Linked DNA regions of Homo sapiens: region 2 is linked to region 1. Evidence: chromatin contacts called from ENCODE Hi-C data. All regions are on one chromosome and are shown on one strand. Each heading gives the region's core, a stretch centred on a gene start or an enhancer-like site at or near the end of the contact. The rest is flanking DNA. Distances are from core to core; before and after follow the strand shown. Region 1 has its middle 65 kb from the start of STK32A-AS1. Region 2 overlaps DPYSL3 (dihydropyrimidinase like 3).

The links. A loop is a pair of places that touch in the nucleus more often than their neighbours do. Pooled maps may share reads with other maps.
Region 2: a map with no recorded cell type shows a loop between it and region 1 (18-fold over the local background). The contact joins two enhancer-like sites. A Hi-C loop is called at or near these places in 3 of 37 single-sample maps with no recorded cell type and 3 of 50 pooled maps.

The regions. Positions count from the first base shown.
Region 1 is chr5:147,166,738-147,172,377 of GRCh38, reverse strand. No RefSeq gene overlaps it. Among named protein-coding and RNA genes, the nearest start is that of STK32A-AS1, 65 kb to the left of the region's middle. Within about 2 kb of position 2,282, at least 5 of the 41 ENCODE cell types and tissues checked have a DNase peak (open chromatin) inside an H3K27ac peak, as active enhancers do.
Region 2 is chr5:147,402,885-147,408,512 of GRCh38, reverse strand. DPYSL3 (dihydropyrimidinase like 3) reads left to right here. Exons shown (of 14, transcript NM_001197294.2): 8 at 2,783-2,903. Among named protein-coding and RNA genes, the nearest start is that of DPYSL3, 100 kb to the left of the region's middle. Within about 2 kb of position 4,097, at least 22 of the 41 ENCODE cell types and tissues checked have a DNase peak (open chromatin) inside an H3K27ac peak, as active enhancers do.

The DNA of each region.
Region 1 (5,640 bases), core at 1,033-3,532:
TTGTTAGTTTTTCTTTAATGTCCTGTTTCTGTTCTGGGATCTCATTCAGGATACTGCATTACACCGAGTCAATACATGTCCTTATGTTCCTCTGGGCTGTGACTTGCTTTCTCAGGCTTTCCTTGTTTTCAATGACCTTGACACTTTTGAGAAATACTGGCCAGGTATTTTGTAGAATGCCTTCTTCCTAGGATTTGCCTGATGCTTTGCTCATAGTTAGACTGGAGTTAGGGATTTGGGGGAGGACAACCACTGAGGTAAAGTGCCCTTCGCATCACATCACGTGAGGGTGTGAACTGTTGGCATGACTTATCCCTGCTGTGGACCTGGATCACCTAGTTGAAGTGATGTTAGGCTTCCTAATTGTAAAGTTACTCTTTTTTCTGCTTCTCCACACTGTATTCTTTGGAAGAAGTCACTCACTAAGTATAGCCCATGCTTAAGGGATTGGGGAAACACCTTTTGCAATAGATGGTAAGAAGATCAACAATATTCATGAACATATATTATGGGCTTATTCTATGCCAAAGTCTACATGACTCTTCCTGCACGCTAACTCATTTCTTCCTCAGGGCAGCCCTAAGGACAAACCCAGGCTCAGAGAAGTGACCTGCTCAATGTCACACCACTAGTGCCTGTGAAGGCTTAGTTTTAAATTCAGGGCTCTTTGCTTATGTACCTCTCTCCCATAAGTGGGGTTCCTTTTTTTTTTATTGTACTTTAAGTTCTAGGGTACATGTGCACAACGTGCAGGTTTGCTACATATGTATATATGTGCCATGTTGGTGTGCTGCACCAATTAATTCATCATTTACATTAAGTATTTCTCCTAATGCTATCCCTCCCACCTCACCCCACCACGTGACAGGTCCCAGTGTGTGATGTTCCCCACCCTGTGTCCAAGTGTTCTCATTGCTCAGTTCCCACCTATGAGTGAGAACATGTGGTGTTTTGTTTTCTGTCCTTGTGATAGTTTGCTGAGAACGATGGTTTCCAGCTTCCTCCATGTCCCTACAAAGGACATGAACTCATCCTTTTTTATGGCTGCATAGTATTCCATAGTGTATATGTGCCACATTTTCTTAATCCAGTCTATCATTGATGGACATTTGGGTTGGTTCCAAGTCTTTGCTATTGTGAATAGTGCCACAATAAACATACATGTGCATGTGTCTTTATAGCAGCATGATTTATAATCCTTTGGGTATATTCCCAGTAATGGGATGGCTGGGTCAAATGATATTTCTAGTTCTAGATCCTTGAGGAATCGCCACACTGTCTTCCACAATGGTTGAACTAGTTTACAGTCCCACCAACAGTGTAAAAGCCTTCCTATGTCTCCACATCCTCTCCAGCACCTGTTGTTTCCTGACTTTAATGATCGCCATTCTAACTGGTGTGAGATGGTATCTCATTGTGGTTTTGATTTGCATTTCTCCATCAGTGAGGTTTCTAAATGCTCTGCTTTGATCTGTACAGTCTGGTGTTTGTTTTCTACTTGATAAATCAGAGTCTCATGTTTTCTCAAAACTGGATATTCTTGCTAGGTTCCTGTGTGAGTTCAATGTGAATGTCATCATCCGCTCCCCTGCCTGGCCTGTGGCGCCTGTGATGTGGCCTCTCAGACATGCCAGGTTGAACTTTGCTCCTGCCACATGCTGGGCCCCTAGATACGTCTCAGAGGTCAGCATGGCCTTGCCTCCAAGCCAGGATGTTCCTCCCCTAAATATGTGATTTGCAGCAGTGTCAGCTTTTATCTTTCTTATATCTCTGGTGTTCATTTGCAGTAAGGAATATTTGGCAGCTTTTTTCTTTCTTTTCTTTCTTTTTTTTTTTTAAAAAAAAAAAACAAGGCTAGTAGACTTTCATCAAGAATGCTTTGTTCTATTTTGTTCTGAAATCCCTTGAGAAAAAAGAAGTAAGTTTTTCCCTATGAAAATGCTGCCATGAACATTCCTTGGAGACAAATCTTTATATGCTATTAACGACTCTCTGATTATCTTGTGCTTTTAGTGTCTGTTCCCCTGTATTTACCTGGGTAACTGAGAATCAGCAGCACCTTCAACAGAGGTAAAGACAGCCTATCATTGAAGAATAATAATTCAGCCTGTGGCAGGTGCCTGTGGTGGATTCGTAATCTTTCAGAGCCTCACATGATACATAAGGTCAAAAATCCTTGGTGTGTTTTTATTACAAAATATGAATTTGTGATGACAATAGAGAACCAGGTACAAAGTGCATAAAGAACATAGCCTGGGCTTGGAACTAGATGCTTATTCTCGGTGCAGCCCTTGGCTCAGTTTGTGACTTTAGTGAAGTCACCTCTCTGTCCCTGCACCCATCAGGTGTGACACCTTGTCCCTTCCTGAGACAGAGACAGCTGCGTGAATGAAACCATGTTGCTAAGCCATGATGTGGCCTTTTTGAGTATAAACACTACAGACATGGGAGTTGCAGACTCTGCTGGGCTCCACACTTTTGATTATAGTACAAAATTATATTTTATACAATTATGACGATAGTACATTACAGAGAGATGAAAAACAAAAAGCACACTCCTGGAGATAATAAGATGCTTTGTTTGAGGGCAAAAGGGTAGGCTTAATCAATAACTATAGCTTCCTCTTGACAATTAGTTTGTTTATTACTAGAATTAGGTTTACAGGTCTGACCTGGGTTATTGCATTTGGGCAGGATTTATCTTGTATTTCCCAGAAAAATGACAAGGCTTATAAATGAGCAAAGGTCTCTGTGTCATAGTTGAGGCAAGGCCACAGAGCTCTTAGTCATGCTGGGAAGTCAGAGCTGCCCAGCCAAAGCTGTCCTTAATTGCTACAGCTACAAGAAGTGAAAGCTCCAGTTTCTAGGGAAATTAATGTTTAATGATAAGCTGAGTACTTGACAGAGTAGTTCAGTATGCAATAAATACTCCACTGAAGCAAGGTTTTTACTCACTTAGTTTTTGCTTCTATTTCAGAGAGATCCACTGAAGCTAGATGAAATGTGTTCTGTTGTGTGTGTGGTTGTGTGTGTGTGTGTGTGTGTTTCTCCCTGAGGCTTCTTTCATTTCCAAACTTTGCAATCATTGGTGGAACAGAGAGGATTCTGACTTAGGTATCCTTGGTTGGTTATTCTACTATGATTTCAATTTGGGCCAGATTATATATTTGAATATGAATATGCTGTCATTGACTATTCATATATAATAACAGCTGTGCCCACTGGTGGCTTCACACTTGAACAATGCACGTGCTTCACATGCCTCAGTGTTGACTGTGTAAGCATCCCAGTAGTCTTGTAAGAAAATCTACAGAGTGAGGAGCAGAGCTGTGGAGTTAGGAAGAAAAGCAAGAGGAGAAACTGCTTTGCAATACAGGGACTCCATGTTCAGTCACAACCCCCTGAGTGCCTTAAATCACATCTTGTAATTTTGTTGTTTTACACAGCCTACTTTTTAACCATGTAGCAACCTCATATGTTTATGCAAAGTCCACTTGTTATAAATGGAAACTTCAGAGAAAAATAACATGTCCAAGGTCTGATAGCGAGTCATCAGATCCTGAAACAGGAAACCATGGTTTCCAGAATGAACAGTGCTGAGTGAGCCACCTCTCCCCTGAAGCTGCATTGCAAGCCCAGTAAATGAAACTATGTCCTTGTCCATGCTGTGACAGGAATGCCCCTAGAGAAGCATGTCCAATGCAAGGATCACAGGTGTAAGAATGAAAACAATGGGCATTCGGATCCTAGCTGTGCTACTACCTAGCAGCAACCCTGACGTGTTACCTAAGTTTTCTGAACCTTTGGTGGATAATAAGGCCAACCTTGCAGGGATGCTGTATGTGGGCCCCAATCAACTGTGATTTACAAAGAAAATCACATAGATTAACTATTGGATTTCTGCTTTGGTGAACAGAGTATTTGATCTGTGGTGGAAGACCTGGATTGCTTGGGCAAGCACAGTGGATGTTTTAGAGGTTATAGGGAGAACACGAGAGGAGAGACCCAGCAACAGAGCAGTCACATAGAAAAAATTTTAAGAGAGGACTGAAATGTTTAATGATGGGATGACTTTAAATTTTGTTGTTTGGAATAGAGCAGTACTATCCTCTGTTCTTTAGTAAATACCCCATTAATTACTAATCCTCTTGAAATAGTGCATGATGAGTGTGACTGAGTGTAATGTAAGGAAAACAATGATGTTCTGAGACATGACAGGGCTCCAAGCAAGCATGGGGGAAGAGAGTCAGGATACAAAGTCTGTTCACAATGTATGTAATATGTGCAAAGTCCCTGCATATAGCAACCATTCAGTAAATGTTAGCTAATATTACCATTATATTCAAAAGCCCTTGAAATTCTTGGTACTACTCAGAAAGAACAATGTATGTTCCTGAACTAAGAACTATGCAGTGACAGCAACCATTTTGTGGTTATCTTTTTAACAGATTTATGCAACAATCAATGAACTATTTATTGAGTTGACCATGTGCTTGATACTGTGTTAGGTACAATAGTAGAGATAAATAGACCTCTACTTCTGCATCTCTATAATCTCTATAGCCACATTCTCACACGCATACCAGAATTGCCTTGAAGTTATTGATGGCCTAGCTGTAGAGAGACTTATACAACAAAGAGGATGCAATAAGGATCAAAGGAAGAATGTTAAGGTCTACAGTGACTCAGAGAGGACTCTATTGACTGTTATCTTCAGTTACATCGGGTAGTCTCCTGAAGGCTCCCCGTCTTGCCCAGTAAAGCCAAAACCCTTGTGTGGAACACAAAGTCTATACTACCAGGCCCTTTAGCCAGGATGTTCCTCCCCTAAATATGTGATTTACAGCAGTGTCAGCTTTTATCTTTCTTATATCTCTGGTGTTCATTTGCAGTAAGGAATATTTGGCAGCTTTTTTCTTTCTTTTCTTTCTTTTTTTTTTTAAAAAAAAAAACAAGGCTAGTAGACTTTCATCAAGAATGCTTTGTTCTATTTTGTTCTGAAATCCCTTGAGAAAAAAGAAGTAAGTTTTTCCCTATGAAAATGCTGCCATGAACATTCCTTGGAGACAAATCTTTATATGCTATTAACGACTCTCTGATTATCTTGTGCTTTTAGTGTCTGTTCCCCTGTATTTACCTGGGTAACTGAGAATCAGCAGCACCTTCAACAGAGGTAAAGACAATCTCTCATTGAAGAATAATAATTCAGCCTGTGGCAGCTGCCTGTGGTAGGTTCGTAATCTTTCAGAGCCTCACATGATACATAAGGTCAAAAATCTTGTTACCCTTATGACTTTATCTCCCAACCTTGTCCCCTCAATCAGTCCCTCCACTTCAGTTATCCTGGCCTCCTTCCTGTTCTGTTTTCAGAACAGAAACAGAAATCCAGTTAATCTCAGTTGACTTCTGCCTCAGGATCTTTGCACTTGCTGTTTCTTTGCCAGGAACACATCTGGACAATGCATTCTCTCACTTCTTTGAGGAATCTGCTCAGATGTCACCTTATCCCAGAGTGCTTCTTTGACCACCATCTAAAACAGCAACCCTGACTCCCACCCATCTATACCTTATCCTACAATTCTTCTTCACTATTTGTATCCCTCCCTGAGGTATGTGTGTTTGTTTGGTTGGTTGGTTGCT
Region 2 (5,628 bases), core at 2,848-5,347, 230 kb before region 1:
AGTGTCCTTCACAGCTATTCAGGAGTGTTAAATTTCTAATCCCTTTCTTAAGGAAATCTCAGTGTGAATCTCATAGACATTTCCACTTATTCCCTTATTTCGAGTCCTGCAAAATATTGGCATATAGATAAGATGTTGAATGGGTTTTTTATATACATTATACTCATCAATTTGTATAAGGTGATGATTATGTCCAGGTATGGAAGTTTCTCATATATAAAATGAATGCTTATTTATGTCTGTACTTAGCAGCCAAACAACAAATCAAAGGTGACTAGAGGCTGGTTCCATGTCTCCGAGATGTCAGCAGCTTCACCTACTGGCACGGAGCACAGAGCTGGGAATTGGCTGCCCATGTACCTGAAAGCACATTGGCTTTGGAAGGGCAGCCTGGGTCTAGCACCTAGAGCAAAGTCAAGGCCCTCCATATCAGTGAAGCGAGTCCTGTTTCTGTCCTGTCATTCCAAACCCTACAACAGGGAGAAGAAGGAATCATAACCAGAAATGATTCCCATATCCTGTCTCTTTTAGAGTCTTATTTAAAATATAAATAGAACACATATAGAAAAAAATGTTTCTATCCTAAGGAGGCAATGAATTTTCACAAACCAGATACACTTAGCTAGTGTTACACTAGTTATACTAGTATAACTAGCACCCATAGAAGGAAACAGATTATCAGCACCTCAGAAACTCCTTTGTATCTAGTGATATTTTTATTGCCATTTAAATAATTTATAATTTTGTGATTAGGGTTCCAGTCACATACAGCATCCCTGAAGTCTGTCTCCTTAATAATACTAGGTCACTTCTATGGAATGCATTCATCTGGTATGTGCTGATTGCATACGTTATCTCAGTTCTCGCTGCCGCTGCTCTGTGTGGTTGGCATTGTTGCGCAGGTAAAGAAGCTGAAGCTCAGAGAGGTTAAGCCCCTGGCTGATCACACTTGAAGGACTGGAAAATGGTTTACTCATCGTGAAGAGACCAGGGTAATCAGCATTGTTTTTGAAGTTTTTCTTAAATGCTGGTCACTGTGGAGATGTGCTGGCAAGACGGATTTCCAGCAGCAGCCAGGGGATTTCAGAGCAAAGTCTATTTTTGTTCCTTGGTTTGTTTTTTCAACCTCCCCTTAGCCTTACCACCCCACCCTCCTCCTTATTCCTGTCTCCTTTTTAGTAAAAAAGCCTCTCAGCCGCAAACCTCTATAGCCGTGGAAGGCCATTTGGGTGAAGTTGGAGGGTGATGTAACCTTCCAAAGATAGTCATGTTGTCAAAGTGCTGAAAAACCTGTAGTGCTTGGGAGGAATGAGATCAAAGGGACCAGGACAGAGGTCCTGGGGGAGCTGAAGTGGTCAGCATGGGTGTGAAGTGGGAGGAGTGATCATAGGAGGAGCCAGCCCCTGTTCAATTCAAGCATACCCAGACACCACCTCAAGTGATGCTGTTCAGAGAGCTGGGACCCCAGGCATAGAGACAGCCGCTCCAGAGTACAAAATTCTGGGTGCTTCAGGAAGGTGTCCATATTCACATATGACCAGGGGCCTCCAAGGTCCCATCCACATGCAATAAAGTGCAGCTTGGGGGAGGCCAGCTCAGCCAGCCAAGTTCTTAGGTCTGTCTGCTGAGCTACACCCACAATGGACAGTGACTGGTTTGCATTATACAGCCATTGGGCATCTGCAAGCTATTTTTGGTATTTTTTTTAAGTGTTGGGCTCCACAGGCTAACCAGAATGTCATATCCATAAAAAAATGAAGTGTTGCCAATTGAATGGAAGAATGTCAAAGTCTCTGCTCTGTGCTGAATTGGACTAACTTACACAAGTTGAGAGTAGACCACTTGAGAGTAACACAGACCCTCAACTGGTTAGAAAATATTATCAACAATAATATCAGTAGCCAACCCTCAAGGGGCACTTACCTTGTTTCCCCATTAGGAATGAGCTAACTGCTTTATAAGGATGAACTCATTTAATCCTCACCACAGCCCAACATGTCAGATCCTATTATCCTCAATTTACAGACAAGGAAACTGAGGCTTTGGGAGGTTGTGCAATGTACCCGAGGTCACCTAGCTTATAAGTGTCAGAACCAGGACTCAGAACCAGGCCATCTGAGAGAGCCTCAGCTCTCAGACCCTGCTTTGTTAATAAAATAAGGGAAAACTTCTAATTTCTTAATAAATGCCACTGGGTTGGTTAGCATATTTGAAAACATGAATTCTACATTAGGGTAAGATGGGAGAGATCAATTATAAAACAAGTCTTTGTGTTGAGAAACCTGGGAATTATTTTCGTAAGAAATGCCTCCTAAAATTAACCCTTTGCTGACCACTTACTGCTGCAGGAAAGGATTTGAGGAACCATGATGCCTAACTGCCTTGGCTGGTTATTTTAGACATAATGGTTTGCTATTGTGTTTGCCCAGAGATTCTGTCCTGAGAAGATTGAGGAGCAAAGGCTTTCATTCAGATGTCACCTTTGTGATAACCACAGAGGCTAAGGAAAAAGTACTTACCCTCTGCCAGACATTGCTCTCAGATGACAATGCTGTGCTATACTATTTTACTAGTGAGGGATAGAGGCACTGGGAAGCTGAGTAAAGTGACACAGTTAGGAAGTGGTAGATCTGAGATGTGGATATAGGCTATCTAATTCCAGATCCTGCCAAAATTATCCATAACCTTTGTGCAGCACTGCATCCTCACAGTTCGTGGAGGTGGGAGCCACCAGTTTGAGAGGTTCATGTTTCTATTGACTCCTGGAGACTTTTTCTTGCAGCTGGAAGCTGAGGCTGTGTTCCGTGCCATCACCATTGCCAGCCAAACCAATTGCCCTCTCTACGTCACAAAGGTCATGAGCAAGAGTGCAGCTGACCTCATCTCACAAGCCAGGAAAAAAGGTGATTTGTGTTTCCAAGATCTCGGAGCCCCTGATGGCACTGTGTGGCTCCTTCCCTCTCTGGTTGTCCTGTGTAATATAAATGGTGCCTACTTTGCTCATTGCCTTGCTCCCTAGGAAGCCGCTCTCCACATCCTGTGTGGATGGGAGGATCCTGGGATTTCTCCCACTTGGCATTTAAGTAAACTGAGGCTCAGGAAGGTTAGATGAGTTGTCCAAGATGACACAGCTTGAACCAGTTCTTCTGAGACTTTGTGCATCTTACTTCTCCCCTTGATCTTTGATTTTCAGTTCACCTTGTCTGAGTTTTATAAACGGACATATCAGTCAGGATTAAATTGGGTGCAAAATTCAAAGATCCTGCTCAAACTGGCTTAAACAAACACAAGTGAATAACCGATTGTAGGTGTTTCAGGTATGGCTAGATTGAGGGGCCTCAACAATGGTATTAGGTGTTTGTCACGCTTACTCCTTTCTTGGCTCTCTTTCCTCTGTTTGGTTTATGTTCAGTATGAACAGTTACAGAATAGATGCTGAGAGGCCCCTGTTGTCCTCAATTTTTGGCAGAGAGCATGATGGGAAAGTAAAATACACCTTTTCCAGCAGGTCAAGCAAAAGTCCCTAGGAGCACTGTGACTGGTCTGGCTTGGGTCATGTGCTCATCCCTGGACCAGTAAACACCCCGGGGATGATATAATCTGGCCAGGATTGAGGCCACAGTGCAGATGCAGGTCACACCTCCTGAGCCACTGAGACTAACACAAGTTATTTTAGAGAAGGGGTTGAGTGGGTCTCCAAAGCATATTGGCCACCATGGCCTTCATGACCCTGGCTGTGTCCCTGCTCCCTGTTGACTTCTGCTTCTTTTCTCCACTGGTGTTAACTTGGGCTTCCTTTGCTTGCCTTGTGCTTAGCTAAAGTTTTCAGAGCTTTCTTTTCTGTTTCTGGTTCTCATCCTCAGTGTCAGACTCGTGGGCTCAGTTGTGAGGCTGGGTAAGGGACGAGTGCAGGTGAGAAGCTGCAGATGTGTGGCTCTGTGTTGGGTTGTGAGAGGATTTACCAGGCCCAGTGATGTGGTTGCTACTGCTGCGTGCCAGTGGCCATTCTGGTAGTAGAGAGGCCCAACATGGGTGATTCATCTACCAAACTGGCCTGTGAAACTCCACGTGTGAGTGATTGCAGTAGCTAAAAATAGTCTCAGCTGACGCTGATGGCTGAGTGTTCAGATGCCTGGCCTTCTGGCACAGGGTGACCCTATTTTTCTTACAAGAGGGGAGGCTTTCACATTGTCTAGACACTCTTCCTAGCTGACAGATTCTGGGGCACCTCCTTCCTTCCTCTGTTCTTCGTAGGCCTGCTGTTTTCTCCTTAGCTTTTAGAAGTTTCAACTGACATGGAGTGGTTGCTCCACTGGGTATGAGTCATTGGGCGAGAACCAGGAAAGCAGCCCAGTGCTCCTCACTCATTCTTGGAGAAAAGCAAAGAAAAGAAAAAGAAGAAGTGTGTAGGAACTCCTTGTGCCCTCACCCAGTGCCGCACACACACACCCCTGCCAACTGTGACCACCCACCGCCCTCATGCCCTCTGCTGAGGCTGCATTCTGCCCGGGACCCATTCTTAGGGTGACCTAGGGCCGCTCGGGACAGGGTGTTTTAGTTATATGCTGGTCTTATTTTAAACTTCATGGACAAAAATTCCTAACCCTGAGCCTTTTGGCACATAATTCTCTGGCGAGCAGAACTAGTACAGCTGTGTCTCCGGGGTGGAATGGGGGTATTATTTCAGGGATGAAAAACTGGCTGCTGAGATTGAAGTCAGTAAACAACTCATGGACCGTCATTCTCAGGGAAACACCCAAGAGCATTCTTTGCAAGACAAAGTGTAGCAGGGTTTGCACTTCCCTCCTGAGCAGGATATGGTTGAAGTCTCAGTGTGTTTAGTCACCAATCATCAGGGCTCTTTAACTATATGGCTGCTCAGAATTAATATTAGAAAGCTACAATTTAATGAGGAACAGCTATGTGCCCTGCACTGACATAAATACTTTAATTTTTTTATTGTGTAGAATTCTCAAAGAACTCTGAGAAATAGGCATTTCTCAGAAATGCCTTTTTTCAGATGAAATTGCAGCACAACTTGTCCAGGATCTCCCAGCTGGGAGAGCTGGTATTCAAATCTAGGTGTAATTACTATCTTAGCTTCTTTTACTCTTCCATGCTAAACATAGTCCAGAGGGAGATTTCTTCCACTTTTAAGATTCTATTTCTTTCAATAGTAGTTGAGTGCTTGCTGTGACTTTCATTTCTTCATATCTTTATGGTCCTGTATCCTTTAGTGTGTAAGTATTTTTGGAGAGCCCTTGAATTCTCATCACTTGGATTTTTTTTTACTCTCACCCCCAAAAGCAGGGCTGTCCAATGTGAATCATTGCCATCGCTTCCTTCTTTTGCCTATGGCAGACATTACTAATTAATCATGAGTCTTTTCTACTGAGACCCCGCGCATTATTAGAATTTTTCCCTTCATGGAATTCTAGGCAACTATTACCAGTTGAATGGAGTTGAAACAAGGCAAAATCTATTTGTGATCCTGGCCATAGAGTGCAAACTTGTGGAGAATTTAACTGTGGAAGTTGGAGGACCAAAGTTAAAGAAGTGCAGGGCTGTATAGGGTAGCTTTGGCCCCAGATTTTGGCATAGAGAAACTTGGTACCAACCACCTAGCTA